Regions from separate parts of the Mus musculus genome. Here region 1 is linked to region 2. Evidence: chromatin loops called from intact Hi-C (ENCODE). Cell type or tissue: heart. All regions are shown on one strand. Each heading gives the region's core, and the rest is flanking DNA. Links, peaks and the distances in the headings are about the cores only. Region 1 has its middle 16 kb from the start of Terf1. Region 2 overlaps Stau2 (staufen double-stranded RNA binding protein 2).

Evidence for each region. A loop is a pair of places that touch in the nucleus more often than their neighbours do. Peaks named below come from ENCODE experiments on the same cell type or tissue, not always from the same donor. Only the 100,000 strongest peaks of a DNase experiment are listed, where the experiment ranks them.
Region 1: a loop joins it to region 2, with 3.0 times the contacts of the local background. A loop is called at or near these places in 2 of 42 quality-filtered maps.

The regions. Positions count from the first base shown.
Region 1 is chr1:15,782,001-15,797,423 of GRCm38, forward strand. No RefSeq gene overlaps it. Among named protein-coding and RNA genes, the nearest start is that of Terf1, 16 kb to the right of the region's middle. In heart, for the core only: a CTCF peak has its summit at 10,119 (motif pointing left); no DNase peak of the experiment used is centred there; H3K4me3 peaks cover 230 bases.
Region 2 is chr1:16,424,298-16,439,720 of GRCm38, forward strand. The region is part of intron 5 of Stau2 (staufen double-stranded RNA binding protein 2); the gene reads right to left. Among named protein-coding and RNA genes, the nearest start is that of Stau2, 87 kb to the right of the region's middle. In heart, for the core only: a CTCF peak has its summit at 9,301 (motif pointing left); no DNase peak of the experiment used is centred there.

The sequences.
Region 1 (15,423 bases), core at 8,563-11,062, 640 kb before region 2:
CTCTGACCTGGAGAGAGCCTGCAGTTCTTAAGCCAATAAAAAAAAACCCCACACACTAAAAATACTACCATTCTAAATTACACAGCAAGACTCTCAAAGAGCGTAACTATTGACCCTTCACCAAACTGCTGAAATAAAGTTCAGACACATACAGCAGGATAAGAATATTGTTTTCAAAGATTCTATACATATATTATACATTGATAATGTTTTTAGAGTGAAATTCTTCTGGTAGGAAATTGTCCGCAAAGGTAAATTAGTAAAAGAAGTGACCTTGTTTCTAATTAGAATTCCTGCATTGCATTTCAAAAATTATATTAAGAAACTTCAGGGCCATTCATACACTAAAGAAAATAATGATGGCAACCAGATGGTTTAGCATTAGTTGGTATCTTAGAATTTGTTAGACTATTTCTACTCAACACCTTCACTCTTGGTAGTAATACATTGTGTTAGTAGTATCTCACATGATTAATATTTCAAAATTATAATACCCTCTCCTTATAAGCCACCTGGGGGACCTAAGAAATAACTTTTATGCTTTTGACACAGAAATCCCTGCAAAATCATGCAAATCAAGAGGTGCCAATCTGTGTTCTCTTTAAGAACACCCATAAAACTTCCAGTTACCTGTAGAATTCATGTCCCCAAATCCTCCAACTATCAGAAAGACATAGTTTTAATATATGAGCACACATTTAATGATGCATGTCTATAAAGATGCCATGGTAAAACCCATTACTTTGTATAATAGCAAAACAAAAAGGCAAAAATAAAACAGGAAAAGTGGCAGCATGCACTATAAAAGTAATTTTTTATTCACCTGATGTAATTGTCCTCTCTACTGATGAATAAGCTTGCCTTTTCTTGTTCTTTCTGTGTTCTGGCTGTTTGTTCAATTCAGCTAGCTGTTCTGGCTCAAACTCTTCTCCAAGCTTACTGACTTCTTCTGGCTTCTGTCAGCTTCTCACTGAATTTCTCTGCTTGGACTCAAACTAACTCTGGCAATTTGTTCTAGTCTTCTGGTTCCATTTTACTCTCTGGCTTGTTCTGTTTTCACTGTGGCCTGTCTCTGTAAAATAGTCCCAGTAAAATTGCCTTCCCCCCAGCACTGCTCTCTTAAGTCACCTCTTCTTCCTGTCCTTTCCTGTCCCCCATGAGAGTTGGGCATATCCCATCTCAGACTCACACTGTCAAATCTTTCTGATTGGCCCCTCAATTAGACATCACTTTTAAACATGGTTAATTTCTGTGATCTCTTGCCAGAACAACTATGTTGCTGGAGTAAAATTCCTCTACAACATACCATGTCAGTAGGGTAGCCATATGTGCCTGGGCCAAAGAGTGAAAAGGGAATTGGACTTAGTACTTCAAAAAGAAAGTTACATTTTTTTCCTATTGTGCTTAAAAATGCAGAAAGTTATGTTGATTTAGGTATAGACTTTCTGGCCATTAAAGACACCCAAGTGAACAAAACACCACCAAACTTACAGTATATGAACTCCAACATGAAATGCTTTTTCATCACTAGGACCAAATACCTGACAAAAAAACAAATTAAGAAAGGTGTGTTTGTGTGTACAGTTTGTGGGGTTACAGTTTATTATGGCAGGAAAGTCAAGGAAGTAGGTGATTTGTGCTGTTGGAAGCATGAGAGTTCCTCTCAGTAGCTCAGGAAAACAAAGAGAAGACTTCCTGCCTTCAGTGAGGCAGAGCATCACGGTGGAAGCATGTTGCAGAACCAAGCCACATGCCTCATCACTAGGGAACAAGAGGGAATGAGGATAGAACAGCTCCACGATCTTCTTCAAACGATATGCCTACAACTGCCTGAAGACCTCCCGCTAAACACTACTTCTTGAAGATTCTTCCATCTCCCAGTAATGCCACACTGGGGATTAAGTCTTTGCCTTATGGACTCTGGGGAAACACTTAAGACTCTAAATGTAAGCCAGGCATGGTGGCTTATGTCTGTAACCCAGCAATTAGGAGACAGAGGCAAGAAGATCACTGTAACTTTAAAGTCAGTCTTGTCCATATATTGAGTTCCAGGCCAGCCAGGGATACCTATCAAGTCATAGGTCTAGAGATACAGGTCAAGGGAAAAATATCTGGTTTGCATGTATGAAACCAAGGTTTGTTTGGGGTGGGGGATCAGAGACAAAGACAGAGGAAGAAAGACAAGCAGGGATGGAAAAAATGGAGGGTAAATAGGGAGGGCATGTTGGTCTAGATTATAGATGGGTGGATGGGCAGATAGATAATAGAGATAGAGATAGACAGACAGATACATACATACGTACGTACATACATACATACATACATACATACATACATACATTCTTTTTTATTTTCTTTTGGTTTCTTCAGACAGGATTCCTCTATGTAGCCCTGGTTGTCCTAGAACTCACTCTGTAGACCAGGCTGGCCTCCAACTCATAGATTCATCTGCCACTGCCTCCTGAGTCCTGGGATTAAGGGCTTGCACCATAGTACTTACCTACTTATTTGTCACTCTCCCTTTTATTGTTTATAATCGTACGGCTTTATACATCCTCTTGCCTTACTGACTGGTCAATGACAAATCTTCTAAACTTCATGAACACATGCTTGTGGCGCCTTGTTCTCCCAGTTCACAGAACACAATGACATTTTCTACTCATTACCACTGATAAAGTTTTAAACTCTGTAGTGACCTCAAGAGAAATCTGCAAAATACCTACTTGCAACTGAAAAAACTTAGAAAAATCTTTGAAAAGAGATCTCAGAAACAGTACACACAGACTAATTTTTAAGTTGGCTCAGTTGGCATGTTAAAGTCATTTTATAATGATGCTCAGTCTGTGGTGAAGGTCCAGTTTCTTATTTTATCTCCAGTTTCTGCAGCTCATGACTAATTTGTAGGTCTGGCCATATGCCCATATGACAATCACTACATAGAATTCAATAATACCTGAACTTGTCTAGACCTTTACTTAACAAGACAAATCAACCAGTCCACAATTAGATGCCTCAGCAATAAGTCATCGCTATAGTCTCTAAAGCTGAGCACAGTGGTACACGTATGTATTCCATCACTTAGTGGGTGAAAGCAGGAGACTCAATTCAAAGCCAGTCTCTGCTTCATAGTAAGCTAGAGGCCAGTTGGGCTATGTGAGCCCCTGTCTTACAAAAGTTCCTAGATATTTCATATTAGTTTTGTTCTTTATTAAACAAAAGCAATAGTTCACAGCACCAATTGCAAGCTGTACTATATGTAACCCTGCACTAGAAGTTTCAATTAGCTAGGCTAGGAGTATAGTTTAGGTGGCAAAGTGCTCACCTAGCATGCTCAAGTTGAATATCCAGCACCACACAGAACCAGAAATGATGGTTCATGTCTATAATCCTAGCATTCAGGGTTGGGGTAGGATAATCAAAACTTGAAGGTCTTAACTACATACCAAGTTTCCAGTAAGTCTGAACAATATGAAATACTGTCCTAAAAAAAATAAAATCAATTGGATCTGGAGAGATGGCTCAGTGGTTAAGCATACTGGCTGCTCTTGCACAGGACCCTGGTTCAACTCACAACACCCACATGTCAGCTCATCACCATCTGTAACTCCAATTCCAGGAAATCTAGCACCATCTTCTGGGTAATCTGTAACACCAACACACACACACAAACACACACACACAAACACACACACACACACACACACAAACACACACAAACACACACAAACACACACAAACACACACACACAAACACACACACAAACACACACACACAAACACACACAAACACACACACACAAACACACACACACAAACACACACACACACAAACACACACACACAAACACACACACAAACACACACACACACACAAACACACACACAAACACACACACAAACACACACACAAACACACACAAACACACATAAACACACACAAACACACATAAACACACACAAACACACACACACACAAACACACACACACAAACACACACACAAACACACACAAACACAAACACACACACACACACAAACACAAACACACACAAACACACACACACACAAATAATAAGATAAATCTTTAAAAACAACAATTGCCGGGTGGTGGTGGCACACGCCTTTAATCCCAGCACTTGGGAGGCAGAGACAGGCGGATTTCTGAGTTCAAGGCCAGCCTGGTCTACAAAGTGAGTTCCAGGACAGCCAAGACTATACAGAGAAACCCTGTCTCGAAAAACCAAAAAATAAATAAATAAATAAATAATAAAAAAAAAATAAAAACAACAATTATCCCGAATGGTTCTTTCCTGAGAGTATCAGTTAACAATATATTAAATGTAGAAAATTTAGAGTCCCCTCTCTTTTTTTTTTTTTTTTTTTTTTTTTGGTTTTTCGAGACAGGGTTTCTCTGTATAGCCCTGGCTGTCCTGGAACTCACTTTGTAGACCAGGCTGGCCTCGAACTCAGAAATCTGCCTGCCTCTGCCTCCCGAGTGCTGGGATTAAAGGTGTGTGCCACCACACCCGGCTTAGAGTCCCCTCTCTGGAAATGTTTATTTGCATAAATTTCACAATCTAAACTGTCAATTTTTTGCTAACATTTATAATTTTTGTTTTATTATGTGTGTGTATATATATATATATATATATACAGATATACATGTGCCACATAAGTGCGGATATCCTTGAAAGTTAGAAGAGGACACTGAATCCCCTGGAAGTGGAATCACAGGCTGTAGTGAACATTATGTGCTCTTCTAGAAGAACAACTACTTTTAATAACTGAGCCATCTCTCTAGACCCCCAAAAGTGCCACGTGAAGAGTTATGAGAATAAGGGTCTGATATCAGTGTATACAAGCTCTGATCTTAGTTGCACATTTAGTGAATGTATGCTCTTAGGCAAGTTACTTAACTTCTTACCCTCAGTTTGGAATGCGTGGGTAACATGTTACAAAAATGGTATGGGATTTGGATTAATGATGGTGTGAGGTATTTACCAAATTGCCTACAGTGCAGCTATGAATGAGAATTGCTGCTTCCATGATTTGCATTTTGTATTTGTTGGTCAGTGAGTGCTGAGATTTGAACTCAGGGCCTTATACATTCTAAGCACATACATGTTGTACAACATAGCTTGTACCCCAGAGCCTATGTTTAAATTGGGAAAATTGTCTTGCTATTGACATTAATTTGCAGCCCATAATTTCATTTTACTCGAGTACAGCTTACTTTTAAAAAGTGCTTGTAACAAGTTGGGTATGATAGTTCCCATCTACAATGCCCCTACGCTGTCAGAAGCTGTTAGGAAGGAAGACAGTTGGTGGGTGAGAGCAGACACCCGTTCTGAAAGCAGGGCCATTAACTTAGCATAGCATGCAAATTTGAAGCTGAGTCCAGGATGGGGGAATTCTACTTCGGGAGTCTAGAAAGCATATTAAACATACAAACAAACAAACATGCACTGGGTAACCATTGAAAGCATAAATGTGGTATAAGAAAAACAGCAGTTGTTTTTTTCCAGGGTCTAACTCAGAGCTGAGAGCATTTGCTCCTCTTTATATGGGAGATAACTACCCTCATTTCCATTGTTATATTCTATTGTATATAAAATATTTGTAATTAAATATGAAGACTGGGTAGCTTATAAAGGTTTTTGCTTAGGAGCACTTCAGGATGAACCTGTGTCCTTTAGAATTCTAGAAAGGCACTCAACTATATCTCCACTCCTCCCGCCCCTTTTTTTCCAAATAGAGTTTTGCACAACCTAGGCTGCTTTCCAACTCACTTGTAGCTGAGAATAACTTTGAACTTCTGATCCTCCTGCCTCTGACTTCCAAATGCTGGGATTATAGGTATACTCATGATGGCCAGTTTATATAGTTTGTAGGGTTTCAGGAATGCTAGGGAACTACTAACTTTACCAACTGATCTACATCTCCAATACTTCACAGACTACCACTGCCACCGCCATCACCATCACTACTTCCACCTCCACTGACACTGCACACACTCGTGTGTGTGTGTGTGTGTGTGTGTGTGTGTGAAATTTTAAAGCAGGCCTTAAATTTGCCATCTTCCTACCTCCTCCTCCAGAGTAGCTAGGATTAGAGGTCTACATAACCTGCTTTTCTGGGTTTTGTTTTGTTCTGTGTGTGACAGGGAGATGAGAGGGGAGAGTTGTTTTATAACTTATAGCTCTAGAACTGGAAAGGCCAAAAGCACTGTGCTGGTATTTGGCCAGCATCGAACCCTTCTCACTGCATGCTCGTAGCATGGCTGAGGGAGGCACATGGTGAGAGAACAAGGTTCGAGCTTGTGGTCTCTCTTCCTCTCTTTGTGAGATCACAGTATCTAACACTAACTCCTTTACTCCTGTAAATGCCACCACTTTAAGTTTAGAGATTGACTTTTGCAGAGGACACATCAAACCCCAGAAGGAAGGAAGGAAGGAAGGAAGGAAGGAAGGAAGGAAGGAAGGAAGGAAGGAAGGAAGGAAGGAAGGAAGAAGAAACCAGAACAAATGGGAAAATGTGGTAAGCAGGCAAAAGCTAAAATATAAAATATAACCCGAGAAAGATAAAGCATACGGCATCTAGAAAACACAAGGAGCAAGCAGTTTCACAAGGAAAAGACAGAGCTCATGGACATTAAAATCCTAGCCAGGGACAGGCAGTGGTAAGAGCACTTGCTGTTCTTAAGAGGTCCTGGGTTAGATTCTCAGCATCTACAGGGTGCTCACGACCTTCTCTTCACCCTCTGACCTCAGGGTGAGCCTCCATGCACCATGCATGGTGCACATAAACTCAGGCAGGCATACATGCAGACACATACATAAAAATTACATCTTTTCCAAAAGCAAGGTTTAAGTTAGAAGAACTAAGTACTCTTGTCGTAATACTTAGTTCCATTTCCGAGAAATGGAAAACCACAAGAGAAAAACGATTTTTTTTTTCCTAACAAACAATTAGCCAAAGAACTTTTTATTGACCATTAGAAGAGCCAGAAACAGAGAAGACATGGAGCAGGGAAATTACTAGAAATAATGCAATTCATTAGACTCATGAGACAGGACTAAAGAATATGACTTTCTAAATTAAAAATAATCACCAAGAAAAAAACATGTTAAACAACATCATGAAATTTCAGAAAATGGCATAGAGGGGAAATTGTTAAAAGCTTCCAGACAGGAGGAAAATAAACGTTTTCAAAAGAAAGAATTCAAATTGTAATCGCATCAGATCTCACTGTATTTTACTGGAAACAAAAGGACAATGAGGTAAGGTCTTTCAGCACTTTCCAGTTGTCGATCTAGAGCTCAAACAAATATTTTGATATGGAAAGTTACTGCATTTTTAGGCAAGAAGAGTTACCTCCCATACAAATAGGGACAAAGTCACCCAGATAGGAATGAAAAGAGGGCAGAGCCCCTGTTGGTTGCTTTCTTTACCCTCAATTCTCTTGCAGAACAAAGGCCCTGCCTTCTTCTTGATACCACTGTGGCTCAGTAACATGTGGTACAGGATTTTGTGGTCCTTTAGGGTTGAAAGGTATAGATCAGTAGATTGAATGTTTTGTTTGGTTGGTTAGTTGTTTTTGCTTTGTTTTGTTTTGTTTTTTGAAACAGGGTCACATTATGTAAACCAAGCTATCCTGGAACTGGATATGTAGACCAAGCTAGCCTCAAACTTAGAGATCTACCTGCCTCTGCCTCCTAAGTGTGGGGACTAAAGGTATGTGCCACCATACCAGGCCTGTAGCTCAGTTTTGAATGGATTACTCTGCACTAAACCCATCTGGTCCTGGGCTTTTTTTGGTTGGGAGACTATTAATGACTGCTTCTATTTCTTTAGGGGAAATGGGACTCTTAAGATCATTAATCTGATCCTGATTTAACTTTGGTACCTGTAAGTTGTCCATTTCATCCAGGTTTCCCAGTTTTGTTGAGTATAGCCTTTTGTAGAAGAATCTGATGGTGTTTTGGATTTCCTCAGGATCTGTTGTTATGTCTCCTTTTTCATTTCTGATTTTGTTAATTAGGATGCTGTCCCTGTGCCCTCTAGTTTGTCTGGCTAAGGGTTTATCAATCGAATTACTAAGGATGTTAAAAAGTAGGGCTGGACCATTTTTTAAAATGTGTAGCTCACTGATATAGCACTTACTTTGGAAGCCCTAGGTCTGATCACCAATGTTGTAAGGAAAGGGAAAAAATAAGAAGGAAAACATGTGTCTGAAGTATGATTTAGTTCCCAGATGGGAATTCATGTGCTAATGAATTAAGAGTCCACCAGGAACCCCCAGACTTTGATGCAGTGGGCAGTTCCTCCCACCTCAGTTAATCAAGATAATCCGTCAAAGCCAACATGATCTAGACAACTCCTTATGAGATTCTCTTCTTCACTGACTCTAGACTGCGTCAAATTGGCAATTAAAAAAAACCATCTGAGCTGTAAATAACAATAAATGTGTACATCAGTACACAAGAAAATGAATAACCTGGAGATCATTGCATTAAGCAATAAAGTCCAGACTTGTAAAGACAAATTTTGCATTTCTTTCATGTGGAGTCTATATTTAAAAGCATATATATATATATATATATATATATACTCCAGTGAAAATGGAGGCTGGGGGGTGGCTCAGTGGGCAAAGTGCCTGCTATGCAAGTATGGAGACCTCAGTTCAGATATCTAGCACTTGTGTGAAAACTGGGCATTATGAACCTCTAAAACCCCAACTGCTAGTAGAGACAAGAAGATTTCCACAGCTCAATGGCTAGCCAACCTAGATAACATTGTTAGAGCTTTATTGCTGTGAAAAAATAACCAAGGCAACTCTTATACATAAAACGTTTGATTGGGGGTGGCTTACCTCCTAATAATGCCACTCCCTATGGCCAAACATTGAAATATATGTCTGGGGGGGGGGGAACCTATTCAAACTACAAGGCAAAATAATTGGTAAACTCCAGATTCAGTCCCTGTCTCAAAATAAGGTAGAGAGAGGAAGACATTCAATGACCTTCATACCCACAAACTCACATGAACACATACATTACACACACACACACACACACACACATAGAAATATGACTATAAGCCAGGCATGGTGGTGTGCACCTGCAATCCTAGGACTCAGGAATTAGAGGGATGAGGGTCTTCTGAAGATTGATGAAAGTCTAGTGTACATAGGAAATTCAGGACCAGTCAAGGCTGTATGGTGAGATACAGCCTTGTCAGGGTAGGAGTGGCCGGCTGGCAAGATGACTCAGCAGGTAAAGGCATTTGTGGCAATACCTGACAATCTGCTCTGATTCCCAAAACCCCACGGTGGAAGAAAAGCCATTTCCATGAAATCCTCTGATCTCTACATGTGTACCATGGCATGCAAGTACCTATACACATACATACACAAATATGTGCATGTAATTTTAAAAATTTTAACAGAAATTGGAAGGAAGGGAGGGAGGAAAGAAAGAAGGGAAAGAGCGAGGTAGAAACCAGTCTCTGAGACAATCGGAAGAATTCTAAAGGAAGGGGAAGAGGGAGTGAGAAATATATATACTATTGTGGGGCTGTGAAAGGCAACCTGTTTTGGTTGAGAGATGCTTGCTCTGGAGGCCCAGTAGGAAACTCTACAAGGGACGGAACAGTGAGCCACGTTCCCTGAGACAGGTGCCTGACAACCACAGAGCCTCCAACTCCATAATTCTTTGACTATCAGTCACACAGACAAAGCTCCTGGCTTTCTGGCCAGACTCTACCCCCACAGTTACATGACAATAGCCAGGTATGCTCCTCCTCTCAGTTACCTGGCAACAACAAGGTAGTCCATCTCAATATAAAAGGAGCTGCTTAGCCCCTCCTATCTCTAAGCACTCACAAAGTTACTTCTATTTGCACAATCACTTGCAAACCGGCCTTTTTGACCTTATGGCCTCACATTTACCCTGGCTTAGTTCTTTCCATCTTGGGCTTATTAGAAAATAAGGAGAAATGCAAGAAGGAATTTCACAGATTGGGAGTGGGGGAGGCTGAAAAAAAAAACTTCACGCGGAGGAAATTATACTACACAGTAGTTTAACCAAATAGTTCTCTGTATTGCGACCTCTACTGGCCAAATAAATGAACCACTAAAACTGAAGGAAAAAAAAACCAGCCAATTAAGTTTTCAAGTTCTTCAGCCAAGAACTGTCTTGAAAAGACAATTTGAGAGATATGCTATTTAGAATTGTTAAGGTCAATGGCACTCTGAATACTTTTAGTTTTAAAACGATTCTATATATTTCAAACTTATGAAGTAGAGAAAATAATAATGTGATTATAAAAAGATAAAGAAACAAGTTCTATGAGGGTGTGGTGAATTATGGGAAAATGGGGTGCCTCAGTAGGCCCATGCCAAAGCACCCCTTCTCCTTGAGGGACCAGCCACAGGATGGTCTAGCATAGAATAGAGCTTATTCAGGGCATGGGGAGGGGAGTTAAGAGAGTAGTAGAGGCAGAGAAAGGCAGAGAGAGAGAGAGAGAGAGAGAGAGTAGAGAAATAGAGACTGGCTATGACCACATGGAGAGAGAGAGGAAGGGAGCAAGGAAGAAAGGGCAGAAGGGAAGAGCCAAAGAAGGCAAGAGAGAAGCAAGAGAACAAGAGAGGAGAGAGAGAGAGAGAGAAGGGGGCAAGCAGCCCCCTTTTATAATGGGCTAGGCCTACCTGGCTGTTGCCAAGTAACTGTGGGAAAGATCACACCTGGCTGTTGCCAGGTAACTGTGGGGGTGGAGTCCAGACAGAATACCAATATAAATAGCAAATATAATAAACACACACCTGCTACCATATTATACCTTAACATTTTGCCAGATTTACCAGTCTATGTGTGTATGTATGTATGTACATATGTATGTATGTGTGTATGTGTGTATCTATATGTATATGTATGTGTGTGTTTGTGGGTATGTATGTATATGTATGTTTGTTTGTTTCTATATATTGGAGGGTAGAGAAGCAGTTAAGATGGAGCTTCACTCAGTAGCCCTAGCCTAAACTTCTGGGATTAAAGGCTTGACTAAAGGCTTAGATTTAGGTTTTGTTTTAGGTTAGAAGCAGTTGGCTAAAGAGTTAACCAGAGTACCAACTCCAGGTCTCCCAACATACTAGGCTTGTCCATACTCTCCAGAGGAAAGAAGCAGAAGTAATGCGGTTACATTGAGGGAAGGGTTTTAATTGGCATCGCTATACAGGAACACAGGAGGCAAGGATTTCCACCCATCTTCTAAGTACTGACAGCTTTAGACTTAAATCCAGGAAAGTACGGAGAGGGGAGCAAGGAATACACACAGCTAAGTCACTGCTGCTCTAAAACCAAGCAGTCTGGTTGGTCATTATCAAATCTGCGGAAGATGGCCTGAAGAAGCTCTTACTGATTGAGGGGATGCGGGAGAAAACAGCCTCACGGGCTCAGCATTGTCCATAAACACAGAGAAGCATAACCGCCGTACCCACATCTTACGTCGTAACCCTTACGTCGTAACCCTTACGTCGAGACCTTGAAAAGAGCAGAGTCACTGCCTTAATTGTTGTAGTCTCTGCCAAAGTGTTTCTTCTAGGCTACATCCCTGCAATGGCTCTCTGCCTCTCCACATATGGGACAACTTCAGACTCCCACCTCAGATTTTAAAACTAATCAATAAAATTGTAAATTACCATAAACAAAAATGTCTGTTGCTAGGTAGTGTAATGCTAAATACTGGCCCCCAAGGTCTGGTTGCCCCCAGGGACTAGGAATCCTCCCATTTACCAAGGGATGTCAGTCATATAACCTTGTCCCCCAAGTTATCTCCGATTGATCAATAAAGATGTCTACACCTTGTAGCTTGGCAGAAGAGAGGCAGGCGGGGTTTCAGTTTCCAGGCTTGAAGTTTGAGAAGTGGCCTGGATAGAACATGGGGAGTTATATCTCCAGGTTATTGACAGGAAAGTAGACAAATTAGTTTAGAGGGTTGCTATCTGCTCAGCTCTAGTGTTATGAAGGCTTGTTATAAATGAAAATTTTTTGTGTCTTTTAACTGGGAATAAATGATCAAAGATAAGGTAGAAACTCTCGAATTAATTATTACTGCAACACCAAAAAGCAAAAAGCAAATGAAAGGCCCATTTCCTAGAACTTGAGGTTATAGTCCTACTATAGGGACAACCTGTCCCCATCACAGAGTTCCTCCTGCTTGGAGCTGGTCATATCAGACCTGTCTGCGAGGCTCTGCTGTCTCTGATAATACAGATTTACAACAGACTGGAGGCTTCCGTATAACTGTTTGTAGGACTTCAAGAGTACATAATAAACATTGGCAGCTGGGCTAGAGATGGAGCTTGAATGGAAGGATGTTTACTTAGCATCCCTCAACTCCTAGGCTTAATCCCAGCTCAACAGAAACTGACCATGGTGGCACACACCGGTAATCTTGGAGAACAGAACTGACCATTGTTGTGTCCGGCCAGCAGACCACAACCTGGGTTCTAGCCTGGAAAGGCATTTTGGAAACCTGGAAGAGAAGAGGGGCTAGGTGTCGAGAGAAAGAAATGTAGCCAAGACAGTTACTCTGATCAAGGCTCAAATTTTACTGTTGCGACACTCAGTTATGAAGGAAGGGGGAGGGGACCCGATTCCCGCCGAATAATCTCTGGTCCAGTAGAAAGGTGCACGTGTGTGGCTCCGCAGGTTCCAGCAGTGGGCGTGGCAGAACGAATGAGCAGGAAGCTCCACCCCTGAGCAAGCAGGTTTCAGGCTGGGGGAGGGGAGACTACAGACCATGGTGGCACACACCGGTAATCTTGAAGAACAGAGGTAAGAATGTCGTCCTTAACTACACAGAAAGATTGAGGCCAGCCTAGGTTACATATGATGCTGTGTTAACAAACAAAACAGAAACACTGACAGTAAGATGCCTCAGTTATTCTTATGTTTGGGTCTTTAGCCTTGATGAGGGTAATGAAATAAACTAGGTATTATCCATATTTAGACAGATATCCCTAAAAGGATTAGCATGGCTATGGATTGAGACATAGGAACTCAAGATTTTAAAACAAAGGAGACAGATGAAAATTAAAAGCAGGATTTCTGTGCTTACCAGCTTTTAGTGGCTTCGGGGACTCATATGACATCAGTGATTATTAGAAAAGTCACTTGTCTCTAAATATTGTTGTCATGCTTATATACATGTAAATGGTCCCACCACCTCTTAAGAAGGTACGGCTTGATGTTTTCCTCTGTTAACATTTTCAACTTCCACTTCATTAGAATATAGGGCTTTCATGACAAGCTTTTATGAACTTAAAATACATGTTACATATGAGATATATGTTTATATATATAGTATATTTTCTCTGCAGGATGAATTTGAAAGTGTGTAGATAGATAAGGATGCTCTTATGTTCTATACAAGGGTACACATATTTTTATTATGTGTACTTCATATTGTAGAAAGGAATCTGCACATGATACATTGTAAATTGCTCAGCACATATATCCCATAAAGACTTTGCATATTGTTAACCTCTAGCCCAGGTGGTACCCAGGAAAGAAGCTAGGCTCAGTAGCCTTGAGGATCTACAAGCCCAAATGCACAAAGAGAGACAATAACAAGGAGAAAGAGAAAGGGGTGAGGAAAGATGGCTGACCAGCTCACCACAGAGAGACAAAACTAAACTGTGGAATAATTAACTTGCCTCTGTTCCCATCCCCTATACAGTGTGTTAACTGGAGATGAGACGTAAGGCATCCAGGATGCTGAGCTACTGTCTTCTCACTGATAGCAATCTGAGTATCTGAAGATTCCATTCCTTTCTCTGCTCACTGGCATTTATGGTTAGAAGCAGCATAACCTACAACATTCTAGTTACAAATCGATTCAACATTGAAATAATGGCCTTTCTCACCCATGGTGAAGATAAAAATCCAAGGTTTGGTTTTAGGGTTGGAGATGGTGCCCAGGCTCTTGAGTACCACCATCAAAACACCAAAGTTTCTATGGATGAGGTAAGCATAGTTCATGATAACAAAGGTAAGACAATGTTCACAAAAGATTCTGTGCAAAATTATTTGAAAAAAAGGGGGGGGGGAGTCAGCAGTAGCTATATCCAAGTATTTAAAATATGACAGAGACCAGCCTAAGTGCTTTCTTTGTCCTAAATTTCAATCCTTTCAACACTCCTATAAAGGAACTTCTATGCTAACCTCACTTTCGGTTTTCCTTGGGTCAGACAGTTAATGAAGGACAGAGCCTACAGGCAAATGCAACCAGTGCCCCCTTACTTTGATGCTGATGCCTTGCCAAGAGTCCTGGGAAGTGCATGGAAATTCTGCTGATGCCTGGCTTTACCAAGCTCCTCCTACTGTGGTTCTAGGGGCTCCTAACCATATCCAAACTGTGCTGGCAGTACCTCTCTTCTAAAGCCTAACTGTGCAGACTCAACATCTCCTTGACAGAAAGACCTGTGCGTGCATACGGAAGTTAACATTTCCTACTGACTCTGGTGACTGGGGCCGAAGTTGAACATGAGCTCAATATGCTGTTGAGACAAAATGTTATTCTTTTCCAGCTGAAATAATCTTGTGTTAAGGAAGAATAATTTAACAAGTTGTGACACAGTTAGTTATTAAATGGGAGGCTCTGGCAGCCCTACCTCATACTCTGTGACTTATTTGCAAAGGATGCTGTAAAATGAATTTGGGCTAAGTCTTTAGAGAAAAATAGAACATGGAGAAAAACTTTTAAAGAATGGAGCATGTCAATTCTGGCTTGTAGCCACTTTCTGTATCCCTCAGTACTTTATAGGAAGAGAGAGAGAGAAGTGTGGAGTCAGGGTTCTGGGCTCTCATCTTACTAAGTAGAAAACTCACTAGCCTCGGGAGAGTACTATTACTTGCTATTCAGCAGATTTATCCTCAGTGAAACCACGGGTTAACAAATGTATCTATCTATAACAAGAGCCTTGAAAATTAAATAAACTTATACATATATCACACTTAGAAAAGTATCTGACATCTGTTAGTTATACAACAAATGTTAGAAATATGCTCTATAGTCAGAGTGCTGGTCTTCCCTACCCCCTATTCATATGAGGGAACCTGATGTTCAACAGAGTATTACAGCATGAGACCTTTGTCATACATGGTGACCCACATGTATAATCCAATTACTCAGATTGCTGAGGTGGGGAATCTGGATTTCAATGCAATGCTGGACTATATATGGACTCAGTCTCATGAACAAAATAAATTTTTTTAAAAAATAGATAGGGCCTTCTGGGAAATGATTAAGTGATTAAGAGGTTTACCATCATGGAGGGAATTAGTGTCCTTATAAACATCAGGTCTCATGGTTGCCCACCCACCATGAGAGGACACAGGAAGAGAGTAAGTTCTCATCAGA
Region 2 (15,423 bases), core at 7,813-10,312:
GGTCTGAATTCTCTATCTTTGTTGGATCTTTCTGTGGTTTAGGTATCAAAGTAATTGTGACTTCATAGAATGAGTTGGGTGAGTACCTTCTACTTCTATTTTGTGGAATAGTTTGTGCATAACTGGAATTAGATATTCTTTGAAGGTCTGATAGAACTCTGCTCTAAAACCATCTGGTCCTGGGCTTTTTTTTTTGGTTGGGAGGCCATTAATGACTGCTTCTATTTCTTTAGTGGATATGGGGATGTTTAGATCGTTAACTTGTTCCTGGTTTAACTTTGGTACCTGTATCTGTTTAGAAATTTGTCCATTTCATTCAGGTTTTCCAGTTTTGTTGAGTATAGCCTTTTGTAGAAGGATCTGATGGTGTTTTGGATTTCTTCAGGGTCTGTTGTTATGTCTCCCTTTTCATTTCTGATTTTGTTAATTAGGAGGCTGTCCCTGTGCCCTCTAGTGAGTCTAGCCAAGGGTTTATCTATCTTGTTGATTTTCTCAAAGAACCAGCTCCTCGTTTGGTTGATTCTTTGAATAGTTCTTCTTGTTTCCACTTGGTTGATTTTGCCCAAGTTTGATTATTTCCTGCTGTCTACTCCTCTTGGGTGAATTTGCTTCCTTTTTTTCTTGAGCTTTTAGGTGTGTTGTCAAGCTGCTAGTGTGTGCTCTCTCTAGTTTCTTTTTGGAGGCACTCAGAGCTATGAGTTTCCCTCTTAGAAATGCTTTCATAGGGTCCCATAAGTTTGGGTATGTTGTGGCTTCATTTTCATTAAACTCTAAAAAGTCTTTAATTTCTTTCTTTATTCCTTCCTTGACCAAGGTATCATTGAGAAGAATGTTGTTCAATTTCCACGTGAATGTTGGCTTTCCATTATTTATGTTGTTATTGAAGATCAGCCTTAGTCCATGGTTGTCTGATAGGATGCATGGGACGATTTCAATATTTTTGTACCTGTTGAGGCCTGTTTTGTGACCAATTTTATGATCAATTTTGGAGAAGGTACCATGAGGTGCTGAGAAGGTATATCCTTTTGTTTTAGCATAAAATGCTTTCTAGATATCTGTTAATTCCTTTTGTTTCATAACTTCTGTTAGTTTCACTTTGTCCCTGTTTAGTTTCTGTTTCCACGAGCTGTCCATTGATGAAAGTGGTGTATTGAAGTCTCCCACTATTATTGTGTGAGATGCAATGTGTGCTTTGAGCTTTACTAAAGTTTCTTTAATGAATGTGGCTGCCCTTGCATTTGGAGCATAGATATTCAGAATTGAGAGTTCCTCTTGGAAGATTTTACCTTTGATGAGTATGAAGTATCCCTCCTTGTCTTTTTTGATAACTTTGGGTGAATGTCGATTTTATTAGATATTAGAATGGCTACTCCAGCTTGTTTCTTCAGATCATTTGCTTGGAAAATTGTTTTCCAGTCTTTCACTCTGAGGTAGTGTCTGTCTTTTTCCCTGAGATGGGTTTCCTGTAAGCAGCAGAATGTTGGGTCCTGTTTGTGTAGCCAGTCTGTTAGTCTATGTCTTTTTATTGGGGAATTGAGTCCATTGATATTAACAGATATTAAGGAAAAGTAATTGTTGCTTCCTATTATTTTTGTTGTTAGAGCTGGCATTCTCTTCTTGTGGCTCTGTTCTTTTAGGTTTGTTGAAGGACTAGTTTCTTGCTTTTTCTAGGGTGTGGTTTCCGTCCTTGTATTGGTTTTTTTCTGTTATTATCCTTTGAAGGGCTGGATTCCTGGAAAGATAATGTGTGAATTTGGTTTTGTTGTGGAATACTTTGGTTTCTCCATCTATGGTAATTGAATACTTTGGTTTCTCCATCTATGGTAATTGAAAGTTTGGCTGGGTATAGTAGCCTGGGCTGACATTTGTGTTCTCTTAGTGTCTGTATAACATCTGTCCAGGATCTTCTGGCTTTCATAGTCTCTGGTGAAAAGTCTGGTGTAATTCTGATAGGCCTGCCTTTATATGTTACTTGACCTTTTCCCCTTACTGCTTTTAATACTCTATCTTTATTTAGTGCATTTGTTGTCCTGATTATTATGTGTCTGGAGAAATTTCTTTCCTGGTCCAGTCTATTTGGAGTCTGTAGGCTTCTTGTATGTTCATGGTCATCTCTTTCTTTAGGTTAGGGAAGTTTTCTTCTACAATTTTGTTGAAGATATTTCCTGGCCCTTTAAGTTGAAAATCTTCATTCTCATCTACTCCTATTATCAGTAGGTTTGGTCTTCTCATTGTGTCCTGGATTTCCTGGATGTTTTGAGTTAGGATCTTTTTTGCATTTTCCATTTTATTTGATTGTTGAGCTGATGATCTCTATGGAATCTTCTGCACCTGAGATTCTCTCTTCCATCTCTTGTATTCTGTTGCTGATGCTCGCATCTATGTTTCCAGATGTCTTTCCTAGGGTTTCTATCTCCAGCATTGCCTCACTTTGGGTTTTGTTCATTGTGTCTACTTCCCTTTTTAGGTCTAGTATGGTTTTGTTCATTTCCATCGGCTGTTTGGATGTGTTTTCCTGTTTTTCTTTAAGGACTTCTATCTGTTTGATTGTGTTTTCTTGTTTTTCTTTAAGGACTTTTAACTCTTTAGCAGTGTTCTCCTGTATTTCTTTAAGTGAGTTATTAAAGTTCTTCTTGATGCCCTCTACCATCATCATGAGATATGCTTTTAAATCTGAGTCTAGCTTTTCGGGTGTGTTGGGGTGCCCAGGACTGGCAGAGGTGGGAGTGCTGGGTTCTGATGATGTTGAGTAGTCCTGGTTTCTGTTAATAAGATTCTAACGTTTGCCTTTTGCCATCTGGTAATTTCTGGAGTTAGGTGTTATAGTTGTATCTGGTTAGAGCTGTTCCTCTCCTGATTCTGTTAGCTTCTATCAGCAGACCTGAAAGAGTAGCTCTCTCCTGAGTTTCAGTGGTCAGAGCACTCTCTTCTTGCAGGGAAAGCGAACAGATATCTGGCGTTTGGACCTGTCTCCTGGCAGAAGATGAAGGCCCGAAACAGGGCCTGTCCCAGAAGCTGTTAGCTTCTGTAGTCCACACTCTCACCTGTGCAAACTAGTCTCAGTGGGATCCGGAAACCAAGATGGCTCCCCCAGGTGCTCTGGCAAAGCCCTCCTGGGTGGGGCAGACACCTCTCCTCTGGCAGGGAAGGTGCCTGGATGTCTGGAGCCTGAAACAGGGTCTGCCTCAGAAGTTGTGTGGCTTCTGCCTATCCCAGAAGCTGTTCGCTTCTGTAGTCCTCAGTCTCACCTGTGCAAACTTGTCTCGGTGGGAACCGGAAACCAAGATGGCTCCTCCAGGTGCTCCGGCCAAGATGAGCTTTCTGATGAAGCTTACCTAATGTGTGGTCTTACAGATACCTCTAGAAAAGAAAAAACTTTCTAAACACATGAAACTCAAGAAAAATGAAGACTGAAGTGTGGACACTATGCCCCTCCTTAGAAGTGGGAACAAAATACCCATGGAAGGAGTTACAGAGACAAAGTTTGGAGCTGAGATGAAAGGATGGACCATGTAGAGACTGCCATATCCAGGGATCCACCCCATAATCAGCATCCAAATGCTGACACCATTGCATACACTAGCAAGATTTTACCGAAAGGACCCAGATGTAGCTGTCTCTTGTGAGACTATGCCGGGGTCTAGCAAACACAGAAGTGGATGCTCACAGTCAGCTAATGGATGGATCACAGGGCTCCCAATGAAGGAGCTAGAGAAAGTACCCAAGGAGCTAAAGGGATCTGCAACCCTATAGGTGGAACAACATTATGAACTAACCAGTACCCCGGAGCTCGTGACTCTAGCTGCTTATGTATCAAAAGATGGCCTAGTCGGCCCATTGGACACGCAAACTTTATATGCCCCAGTACAGGGGAACGCCAGGGCCAAAAAGGGGGAGTGGGTGGGTAGGGGAGTGGGGTTGGGTGGGTATGGGGGACTTTTGGTATAGCATTGGAAATGTAAATGAGCTAAATATCTAATAAAAATGGGGAAAATAAATAAATAAATAGAAAAAACTTTGTATATTTGCCTTCCAATTCTTTATTTCAGGAAACTGTATATAGTGCTGAACTAGAGTCAAAACTTTCCAACCTTTACCAAGCAGCCCTACTAGCTTCTAGGTCTAGGGATGAGAAGGTAGAAGGGAACAAAGGGAACATAATGATAATGTCCCAGTTTCTACTTAAAAAGGCCAAGTAAAAAGTTTAATTTTAACTAAAATATTCAATTTTCCTAAACGATATTAAACCCATAACTCAAAGCATTCTGAGACTGTAAAAGTGGCATCAAAACACAAAGCCATGCTGCCCTCCAATGGTTCAGGGTAAATAGATTCATCTGTGTTATTCCAGGAAAATGGGAACAAGCGCAACTTTAGTATTCTGCAAATAGAAATATTAAATGCTAGAGAAAGGAAATTTGGATTCTTTGTGTGCCCAAGCTTAAAGGTGAGCTCTGACTGCTTTCTCCATATCAGCATTCTTTGCTTACGGCAGACTTCCCATCATGTTTGTTTATGAACACTTAACACACCAATCACAGCACACTCATGCGTGTGCTAGACCCTCTTTCCCAGCTCATCTTTTCAACTGAATGCATTCCTGTTCTCATTCACACTGCACAGCAGCCTTCCCTACTGGCACCTTTACTGAATTAGTTTTAAATGAACTAAATGGCCATGTATGATAAATCTATTTCTTACCACAATATTTCTGAGATTAGCAACCTTTTTCAAAGGGCCAGGACATACAAACCCTGCTATAACTATCCAGATGTATCAGAGTAGCACAAAAGCAATAGACAACACCCAAACAAGAAGCTATGGATGCACCCCAATCTAACATACACTAAAATGTCAATGTCACCTAGCTTCATGAACTGTATCTTTCTTCTTTTACCATTTTTCCAGCTTGAAAATGAAAAAACTATTCCTAATTTGCAGGCAACACACACAAAAGAAGCAAACCATATCTGGGACCATGGGCCCCAGTGTAGCAACCTCTGTTCTTTTCTATTCCATTTATTTATTATTCTTTTCTGTTCCATTGCTCTATATCTCTGTCAACATTCCAATATCTACTGATTTAATCATGTAGGGTTTTTGTTGTTGCTGTTTGGGTTTTCTTCCTCCAAACATGATCTCTTAAAGCCTGGGTTGGCCTCAAACTCACTAGGTAGCTGATCATGATCTTGAACTTCTGATCCTCCTGTATCCCTTCCTCTTCCCAGATGCATGTACCAGATTTATGTGGTGCTGGTGATTGGATCCAGGGCCCTAGCATGCTAGGCAAGCACTCATCCAACCAAACTGCATCCCAGACCTCAAAACAGATTTTAACAAGTAGTAAAGTCAGATACTGTGAGCCCTCACACTCTGTTCCTCTCAAACTTTCCTTGTTTACTAGCAGCCTTTTGCACATCTACAAAATGCTATGTTATTAAATGAACAGCTAGGATTTTCGTGGAAACTGTACTTCACCTTCATGTTACCTTCTGGAGAGTGATCATCTTAATCAGGAAGAGTCTTCCTTAGTAGGAGCAATTGTGTTATAGCTTTCAACACACACGTTGTGTACTTATTTTGTTAATTTGACTTACAAAAACAACATTTTACATGATTATAACTGCCCAGTTGTTCATGATTACTAAGCAGAACTACCATTGAGTTTTCTAGTATACAGACCTTGTATCCTGTGACTGTACTAAAAACTCCCTTATTCTAGTAGCTCTTGGTTTTCATATCTTAGAACTTTCTACACTCAAAATTGGTTTTTACAGACAGAAATAGCTTTACTTCTTTTCTAATATTTCTCTCCATTTATTTCTTACTTTATTTATATACAAGAGTTCAAGTACCACTGAAATTGAAGTGATAACAGCACATGCCAGTGTCTTGGTTCTGACTGCACAAGGAATGTATCTAGTCCAGCACTTTTCAACCTGTGGGTTACAACCCCTTGGGCATCCAAGAGCCCTTTCACAGGAGTCACCTAAAATTATTATAAAACACATTACAATTCGTAACAGTAGCAAAATCACAGTCATGAAATGGCAATAAGTAACATTTTCATGGTTGGGGTTACATCATAAGGAACTGTATTGAAGGGTCACAACATTGGGGAGATTGAGAACCACTAATCTAGGCAGCTGAAGATGATCTCAAGACACCCCATCTTCCATCCCCAGATTGCTAAGTCTATACCCTGAACAACTGCTAGCTTATCAAATGCTTTTTTCTCTTCTAATGAAATGTTCATATAGTTTTTCTCCATTTAATTAATACAATTGATTATTTTTATTACCATACTAAACTAATCTTTTTTTCCCAAAACAAGTTTCATTTAATTGTGGTATATTACAGTAGCTAAATTTACATTGCTAATATTTCCTTAAAGATGTTTGTTAATATCTGTGGCCATATGGGTTATTAAGGTCATTCTTCTTCATTCTTGCTTTGGCCATGTATTCAGATGCTCTTCTCTGGCTTACCAGTATTTTTAGAAGGTAGTGTATTTTAAGTGTGTCTCAGTTATTTAGATTCATTTCTCTTCATTAAGAAGAGTCTAAGCCGAGCGTGGTGGCGCACGCCTTTTATCCCAGCACTTGGGAGGCAGAGGTAGGCCAACCTGGTCTACAGAGTGAGTTCCAGGACAGTCAGGGCTACACAGAGAAACCCTGTCTCAAAAAATGAAACAAACAAACAACAAAAAATGAGTCTAACACTGCAGACCCACGTAAAGACATGAGAAAAACACTTTTAAATGTACTTTTCAGTTTTCTTTCACTTCTATATCTATTCTATTGGGTGTTATCCTTACAAAGAAAATGACCTTTATGTGTAAGACATGATAAATAAAAGGAATATATTCCCCAAACCAAGGGATACAGTATACCAAATGTAAAGTCATCTTTAACTGCTAAAATACAGTTGTGCTTTTCACCACCTAAATGCTTATTCCTTTTATCCAAAAATACTTTAGAGCTCTTTACTTGACATTTTTCCATATTAAATCATATGAAATCAGAATATCAATAAGTCAAAACATGGTTGAATGCTGGTCATTTTAAGCTTTCATTTGATAGTCCCTGACCTTGAAATAGAGACTAATGAAAACACTAGATCTTGTGCCCCGGGTCCCTCAGAGACCAGTCTGCTCAGGTGCGAGTGCATACTGCAGAAGCGATACAGCTTCTGGGACAGATCCTGTTTTGGGCTCCAGACATCCGGGCACCTTCCCTGCCAGAGGAGAGGTTTCTGCCTGGTAGGACTCTGACCGCCAGAGCAGGTAAGGGAGCCATCTTGTGTCCCGTGTCCCTCGGAGAACAGTCTGTGCAGGCCAGCTCACAGACAGTGGAGGGTGAGCAAGCGGACTGCAGAAGCGACACAACTTCTGGGACAGACCCTGTTTTGGGCTCCAGACATCTGGGCACCTTTCCCCACCAGAGGAGAGGTGTCTGCCTGAGAGGGCTCTGACCTCCAGAGCAGGTGAGAGAGCCATCTTGTGTCCAGGGTCCCTCGGAGACCAGTATATGCAGGTGAGCTTGCAGACTGCAGAGGCAACAAATCTGGGACAGGCCCTGTTTCTGGCCTTCATCTTCAGCCAGGAGGCAGGTCTGAACGCCAGACCTCTGTGTACCTTCCCTGCAAGAGGAGAGCTTGCCTGCAGAGAGTACTCTGACCACTGAGACTCAGGAGAGAGCTGGACTCCCAGGACTGCTGACAGAGGCTAACAGGATAACAGGAGGAACAAGCTCCAACCAGAGACATCTATAACAACTAACACCAGAGATTACCAGATGGTGAAAGGCAAACGTAAGAATCTTACTAAGAGAAACCAAGACCACTCACCATCATCAGAACCTAGCACTCCCACCTCAGCCAGTCCTGGATAACTGAACACACCCGAAAAGCAAGACTCAGATTTAAAATCATATCTCATGATGCTAGTAGAGGACTTTAAGAAGGGCATTAATAACTCACTTAAAGAAATACAGGAGAATACTGCTAAAGAGGTAGAAGTCCTTAAAGAATTACAGGAAAACATAACCAAACAGATGATGAAATTGAATAAAACCATCCAAGACCTAAAAAGGGAAATAGAAACAATAAAGAAAACCTAAAGGGAGACAACTCTGGAGATAGAAACTCTAGGAAAGAAATCAGGAACCATAGATGCAAGCATCAGCAACAGAATACAAGAGGTGGAAGAGAGAATCTCAGCTGCAGAAGATTCCATAGAGAACATGGGCACAACAATCAAAGAAAATGCAAAAAGATCCTAACTCAAAACATCCAGGAAATCCAGGACACAATGAGAAGACCAAACCTATGGATAATAGGAGTAGATGAGAATGAAGATTTTCAACTTAAAGGGCCAGCAAATATCTTCAACAAAATTATAGAAGAAAACTTCCCTAACCTAAAGAAAGAGATGCCCATGAACATACAAGAAGCCTATAGAACTCCAAATAAGCTGGACCAGAAAAGAAATTCCTCCCGACACATAATAATCAGAACAACAAATGCACTAAATAAAGATAGAATATTAAAAGTAGTAAGGGAAAAAGGTCAAGTAACATATAAAGGCAGGCCTATTAGAATTATACCAGACTTCTCACCAGAGAATATGAAAGCCAGAAGATCCTAGACAGATGTTATACAGACACTAAGAGAATACAAATGCCAGCCCAGGCTACTATTGACACTATTGCATATGCCAGCAAGATTTTGCTGAAGGGACCCTGACATAGCTGTCTCGTATGAGGCTATGCCAGTGCCTGGCAAATACAGAAGTGGATGCTCACAGTCATCTATAGGATGGAACACAGGGCCCCCAATGGAGGAGCTAGAGAAAGTACCCAAGGAGCTGAAGGGATCTGCAACCGGATATGTGAAACAACAATATGAACTAATCAGTATCCCTAGAGCTTGTGTCTCTAGCCTACATATGTAGCAGAAGATGGCCTAGTTGGCCATCGTTGGGAAGAGAGGCCCCTAGGTCTTGCAAACTTTATATGCCCCAGTACAGAGGAACGCCAGGGCCAAGAAGTGGGAGTGGGTGGGTAGGGGAACAGGGTGGGGGGAGGGAATAGGGAAATTTTGGGATAGCATTTGAAATGTAAATAAAGAAAATATCTAATTAAAAAAGTTACCTTTAAACTAGATAATCACTGTAAAAGTAGACTTCAAATATAAAGGGATTGTCTTAAAAATAATAATAAAAAGTAAAAACAAAACAAAACAAAAAACCCCACTAGTCTCTACACTTTGGCAGTACACAAGCACCACCTAGTGGCTGAAATCAAAACGGTATCTTTCACCTTCCCCACTCCAAGTCTACTGTACAAACTACTGTCACTTATTAGGCACAAGAGTGGGTTTCTTTGAAAAGAAAGTCTGGCAAAGAAAAACCACAAGGGCAAGAAAAAGATGGAATCAAGGAAGGTCAAGCGCTGTATCCAGCTAGCCTTAGGGTCTGCCTAACAGACGCCCCAGTTATGTGGGGCAAAACCCCATTCTCAAATAGCATAATCTGAGTGGAAGATCTTTCAAAATATGTGTCAGAAGGACAAGGGGCTGAAAGCCTCCTGCCAAGCAATAATAACTTTTCATTTGTAAATAGACAATACTTATCAACTATTAATAGGATGCCTAGTTTAACTCATTCTATTCTTTTCTACATAATTTATTTATAAAGAGGTGGCAGAATGGGGCCAGGTAGATTGAGCAGCAAGCAAAGGTGCTGCTGCCAATCAAGCCTGGTAGCCTGAGTCTGCTTCCCAAGCCCACAGAAGAGGAGAGCAATGGTTCCTGTACGCTGCCCTCTGACCTCCATGCATACATGATGGCATAACTGTAACACACCTCATACACACGCACACACACACAAATTTGAAAAGAAAACCTTTTACAGATGACATGCAGAAATACATGTACTGTGAATAAAGACCGTGAGTTAAAGGTATGGTACCCGGCCTGCTATGCTAGTGGAAGACATGCCTTTTGGAAGTGGGGCCTCTGTGGAAGTAGTCCAGTCAATATGAAGGTGTGCCACTGAAAGGGGTACTGAGGAGCTAGAGAGATGTCTCCGTGGTTATGAGCATTTGTTCCCAATTCCCCCATGGCGGGTCACAACTATCTGTAACTCCAGTCCCAGAGGATCTAATGCCTGTCCTCTCTCGACCTCCTTGGACACCAGGCATATACGTGGTGTACAGAAATACCTATAGACAAAACACTCATACACAGAAAATAATAAAGGAAATCTAAAAATTCATCTTTGATAATATAAAAGGAGTCTGAAATCAGACTGTCCATCTTTCTGTCTTTGCACCTAGCATCTGAAGGTGAATGGCGTCTTCTACCATGGACTCCCAGGAAGATGTTCTACCTCACCACAGGTGCAGAGGCAGTAAGGTCCAATCACCAGGGTTGTACACGTCCATACTTGGAAGCCTGAAGCCTTGTGTGTCAGAATGTACCTGTAACTTGAGGACTTAAGAGGTAATGCAGGAGGATTGGGAATTCAAAGCTAACCTCAGCTACACTATGAGCTTCCATAGAAGACTCAGTCTAAAAAAGTTAAAGGAAAAAGGATTACCCTTCCCGTTTTTACAACAAGGTCTTCTTACTTTGTTGCTCAAGTTAGCCTCAAATTTATGTTATCCTTCTGTCTCAGCCTGTCAAATGGGGAAATGCCAGGGTTACAGGCAAAAGCCCCGTGCCCAGCTGACTATTTTGTCACAGTAATAGATAATTAACACATGCATAAGCTGTTCTCCAACCTTCCCTTAGCTGTCCAGTCTCCTGACACAATACGACATTTTTTTATCTACAAATACGAATATCCCAGGATACATGCACACATGCATGTAGGCTAAGCACATCTACTCACAGTTTGTCATTTGGATATTAAGTGCTTTCTATTTGTGGAATATCAACTAGGGCCTTAGACAAAGAGAAAAACACCACAAGATGCAGCTACAACCAAGCATCCTGGGTGTTAACAGGAGAGAAGTACTTCAGAATCCCCCCTGTATCACCAAGTTGTACAAGAATAAACCTCTCCACTTATAAAACAGAACAGAGGAAAATAACATTCTGCTTAGGCCTCTATATGAGCTCAAGCAGAAAATCCAACAGCAAAGAACAAAGAAAACAACAGCTAATTACTATTTATATTACCTTAAGTAGGAAATGAGATAAGTTTTCAAAAGTATCCCTAAGTGATGTTTCTTGGACTTAGCCTCTCAGTTCCTGGTTTAAGCAGCTACCAGTTAATCTGGAATCTGCCAAGAAGTAAGCTGCCTCCAATCTTGTGCTCCACATCTCCGGAGCAGATTCTAGCTTAAGCTGTCATCAGCAAATTCAGGTCACACATGAAATCATACCTTTTAGAGATTACTGAGTAATGCTGCCTTTCTAAGGAGGCTTTCCAGCTGAAACTGGCATTGCAGCTTGAGGTGAGCTCTTGGAGTCTTTTACCCTCTTTGTTATCAGCAGAAAAACCATAAAGAATGCAAAAATATAAAGGGAAAGAACTCCTGATATGAGGAGACATTTGGAGAACATGTAGGTACAAGTCCTGCTCCCCCATGGAATACACAAATCAGATCTCAGAATTAGAAATGAGAGGAAAATATTAACATTTCTTAACAACATGTAGAAAAGTGAGTAAACCAAATTACATCCCATGACCCTGGACCCTTGGCCCTCCTGCCACCTCTGCTCCCCCTGGTGCCTGTGTTCCAGACACAGTCTACACAGTCAAGGCAGCCAAGAGCCCCAGACACAGTTTACACAGTCAAGGCAGCCAAGAGCAGGCATCCTCCTCCCTGCTTTCGTTCACATGGTTCTTTGTTTGTCCTACCCCTCCTTCCCCCGTTTCTTTCCATCTTTGTCAAGTGCCCCTCCTCAGTGACTGCACCCCTCTTACCCACTGCCTCTTCCTCTAGAACATGAACGTATAAAGCACCAGGATTGCTCTCTGATAATCCATCACTTTAGTGCCAGATTGCTTTATTTGAAAATAATAAATTCACTAGTCAAAATTTTAGTAAGCAACCAGGGATTAAAATATATATAAAAGAAATCATGTTAAAACAAAACTGTTGTCATGAATGTCACTTAATACATTACAAGTGTTTTATCCTGGGCCCTGTGGAGATCAGGGTAGACCTCCTCAAAGGCACTGTGGAGATCAGGATAGACCTTCCTCAAAGGCACTGTGGAGATCAGGGTAGACCTTCCTCAAAGGTCAAATCAGGATAGACCTCCTCAAAGGTCAAACCCAGAACTGTAAACACCATCCTGTGTGGACCTAAAGTACTGTCAATCAAGAAGCCACAGACACCTGCACATCCATGTTTACTGCCCCATTATTCACAATAACAAAATATATATAGATCCAAATGGAAGAGAAAACGTGGTGCGTATACACAATGGAGTGTTACTCATCCAAAAAGATGAACAAACCTTAATCTTTTGCAGGAAAATGGAACAAGAGATCATCATGTTACACAAAATAAGCTAGACTCAGAAAGACATATACCATGTTTACTCTCATGCACAATCTGTATTTTTTTTTTTTTAAAGGAAGAAATACAGACAGGGTACTCTTTGGGAAAAGAAATGAAGAAGGAGGGGAAAGGGGAAATAAGAAAGGATAGTGATTAAATTATATACAGCTATAAAATATCATAATAAATCTGTTGTTTTGCATAATTAGCATAATTTGCAAATAACCTATTTTGAAAAGAGAGAAAATATGAGCTAGGTATCGGGATGCCAGCCTGGACTACACAGAGTTCAATGTCAGCCTAGATAAGATTGAAGAACTCTCTCCACCTTCTCCCCAAAATCAGATAAAAAAGTGGGGAACTTAAAAATGAAACATATTACATGTATAAAATGGACTGTGTGCTCTTTGCTTGTTTCTACTGTACTGAAGCAGTAGCTAGCTCTAGGGATGCCAGGGAACCACAGGCCTAAAGGAAGAGCAACGGCACATAGTATGAAGAAGGGTAGGGTAAAGCTGTACTGCACACTCTGAGCTGAGAGCCAGGAAGCCTACTGGGGATGCCACAGTGAGAAAGAGAGACACTGGGAAAGGGATAGGGCTGGAGAGATGGAAAATGCCTGGCAAGCCAGACAGGCTGAGGGTATTAGCCAAGCTAGAAGGGGGGATGGGAGGTACTCTGAAAGCATCACCTAAGTGGGGACTAAATCAGAAATCATCCCATACAGGCCAACTCCAGGTAAGTAAGAAGACCACATAGAGCAGCTGTCAAAGGACATAACCTTCCAATGAGACATAAGGGCTTCCTAGCATAAAGTAAGACACACTGAGGAGGAGGAGGAGGAGGAGGAGGAGGAGGACGACGACGACGACGACGACGACAACGACGACGAGGGAGAAGAGGAGGAGGAGGAGGAGACACAGGAAGCCAGAGAGACTAGACAGGAGTTATTTACTTAAGAGTAACTCCTAAAAGAAGTAGTCAGAATTCGAACAGTACCATTTTAAATGGAAACCGTTAATTTCTACTACCAAACAAGGCACTACAAAGCATTAAGTTATATATAAACTAAATTATTATATTCTCTATACATCTGATTAGCAGTAAGTATATAAAACCTTAACAAAGGCATTACAAATACTGATCACATATCAAAGTTCTTATATATAATAATGAAATTGTAAGCCAGGTAGTAGTTGCCCATACCTTTAATATAAGCACTCAAGAGACAGAGGTAGGTGGGTCTCTGTGAGTTCAAGACCAGCCTGGTCTACAGATCGAGTTCTAGGATAGCCAGGACTACACAGAGAAACCCTGTCTCAAAACAAAACAAAACACAAAAGGAGGAGGAGGGCAATGAGGAGGAAGAAAAATTGTTTTTAAATATCAATATCAAAAGCTAATAAAATTATAACAAGACACAAAGTTAAAAGGCAAAATATAGGCAGAAAAATTACAAACAAAATAGATTGACTGTTAATAATGTTAACACAAACATTTGAAAACTAGTCAGGAAATGCAATAAAAATAAATTAAAACAGACAAATAAAAAGATACCTAGTAAGCACCTGAGGACAGCCCTGCTTGGGAGCAGTCAGCATCACAGAAAGCTTTAAAGATCACTTTGTAACTTTCAAGCAAAGTAACGTATTTCAAAATTCAGAGCTATAAAAATAGAAAATGCATTCTCAAATGCTATAAAAAATGAAAACCAGCATTGTCATGGTATTCATCCTCTGTACTTGGCTTTCTTCTATGTCCTGGACATTGCAAACATATAGAAGGGTATGTAGAATATTGAAAATTCCTTACTGTGACAATCCAAAAATAGATATTTCTGAATTTACAGAATGACTTTAGAACATTTCTTTTAAAAAATGAAAATTGCCAAATCCAATTAAAACTCAAGATTTTTTCCTCCAGAGGAAATTATTAAAATTAGTAAATATCTTGGTAACCTCTTTTAATGAAAAATTAGAACAGAATTGTAATATGGTTGAGTAATATATTATTCTTAATTGTAATATTCCTCCTGTAGTGATCTACATCTAGGAAATAACAGAGCTATAAACAATATTTGTAAATAAACATAATAAACCTATTTCTATGATGCTATTTATGTAGGGTATGTGTCTATAATCCCAGGGAAGGAGGTAGACACCAGCTCAGGTGTCAGAACAATGTACACAGGTGAAAATACACCTTGCCAGATGAGGCCATCTATAGCCAGCTCTAAAAGGCTCTAAAAGAACAATTATATGTCACATGGTCTCTACGCTGGGTGAAAAAAGTACCATATCGCACACACAGATTAAACAAGTTAAGAATCAGCCATACTATTCAACAATTAAGAAAGAGAGAACCCAGATATAAGCAGTATTAATAAATCTCAAAACAGAGCAAGAAAACCATCGGTTACAGTAAAAGAAGCCAGAGAGATTATGTGCAGCACATATTTATATGACAGAACTAATCTGTGGCAAGAGATTGAAGATCACTTCTGGCAAAGGGTGTGTTGTGAGCATGGAAATCTAAGGGAACCCTGCCATGATGGCAAATCCATCAAGACACACTTAGGTTAAAAGTCAGTGAAGAGAGAACAGATGCATACATACATGAGGTCATCAAGATATACACTGATGATCTGTGCATTTTATTGTACATATACACATGTATTACAGAACAACTCAATTTCCATTAAATATGTTTATACACAAAGAATAATTTAAAGTAAATCAAAATATTTACAGTAGCGAGCTCTAGGGTAGCAAGATATTTCTATTTCTTTACCATCTAGCATTTTCTACATTCCCTATGATTAGTTTTGTATAAGTTTTACAATAAGGATTGTGGTGGTTTGAATAAAAATGACCCCCATAGGTCTATAGGGAAAAGGCACCATTAA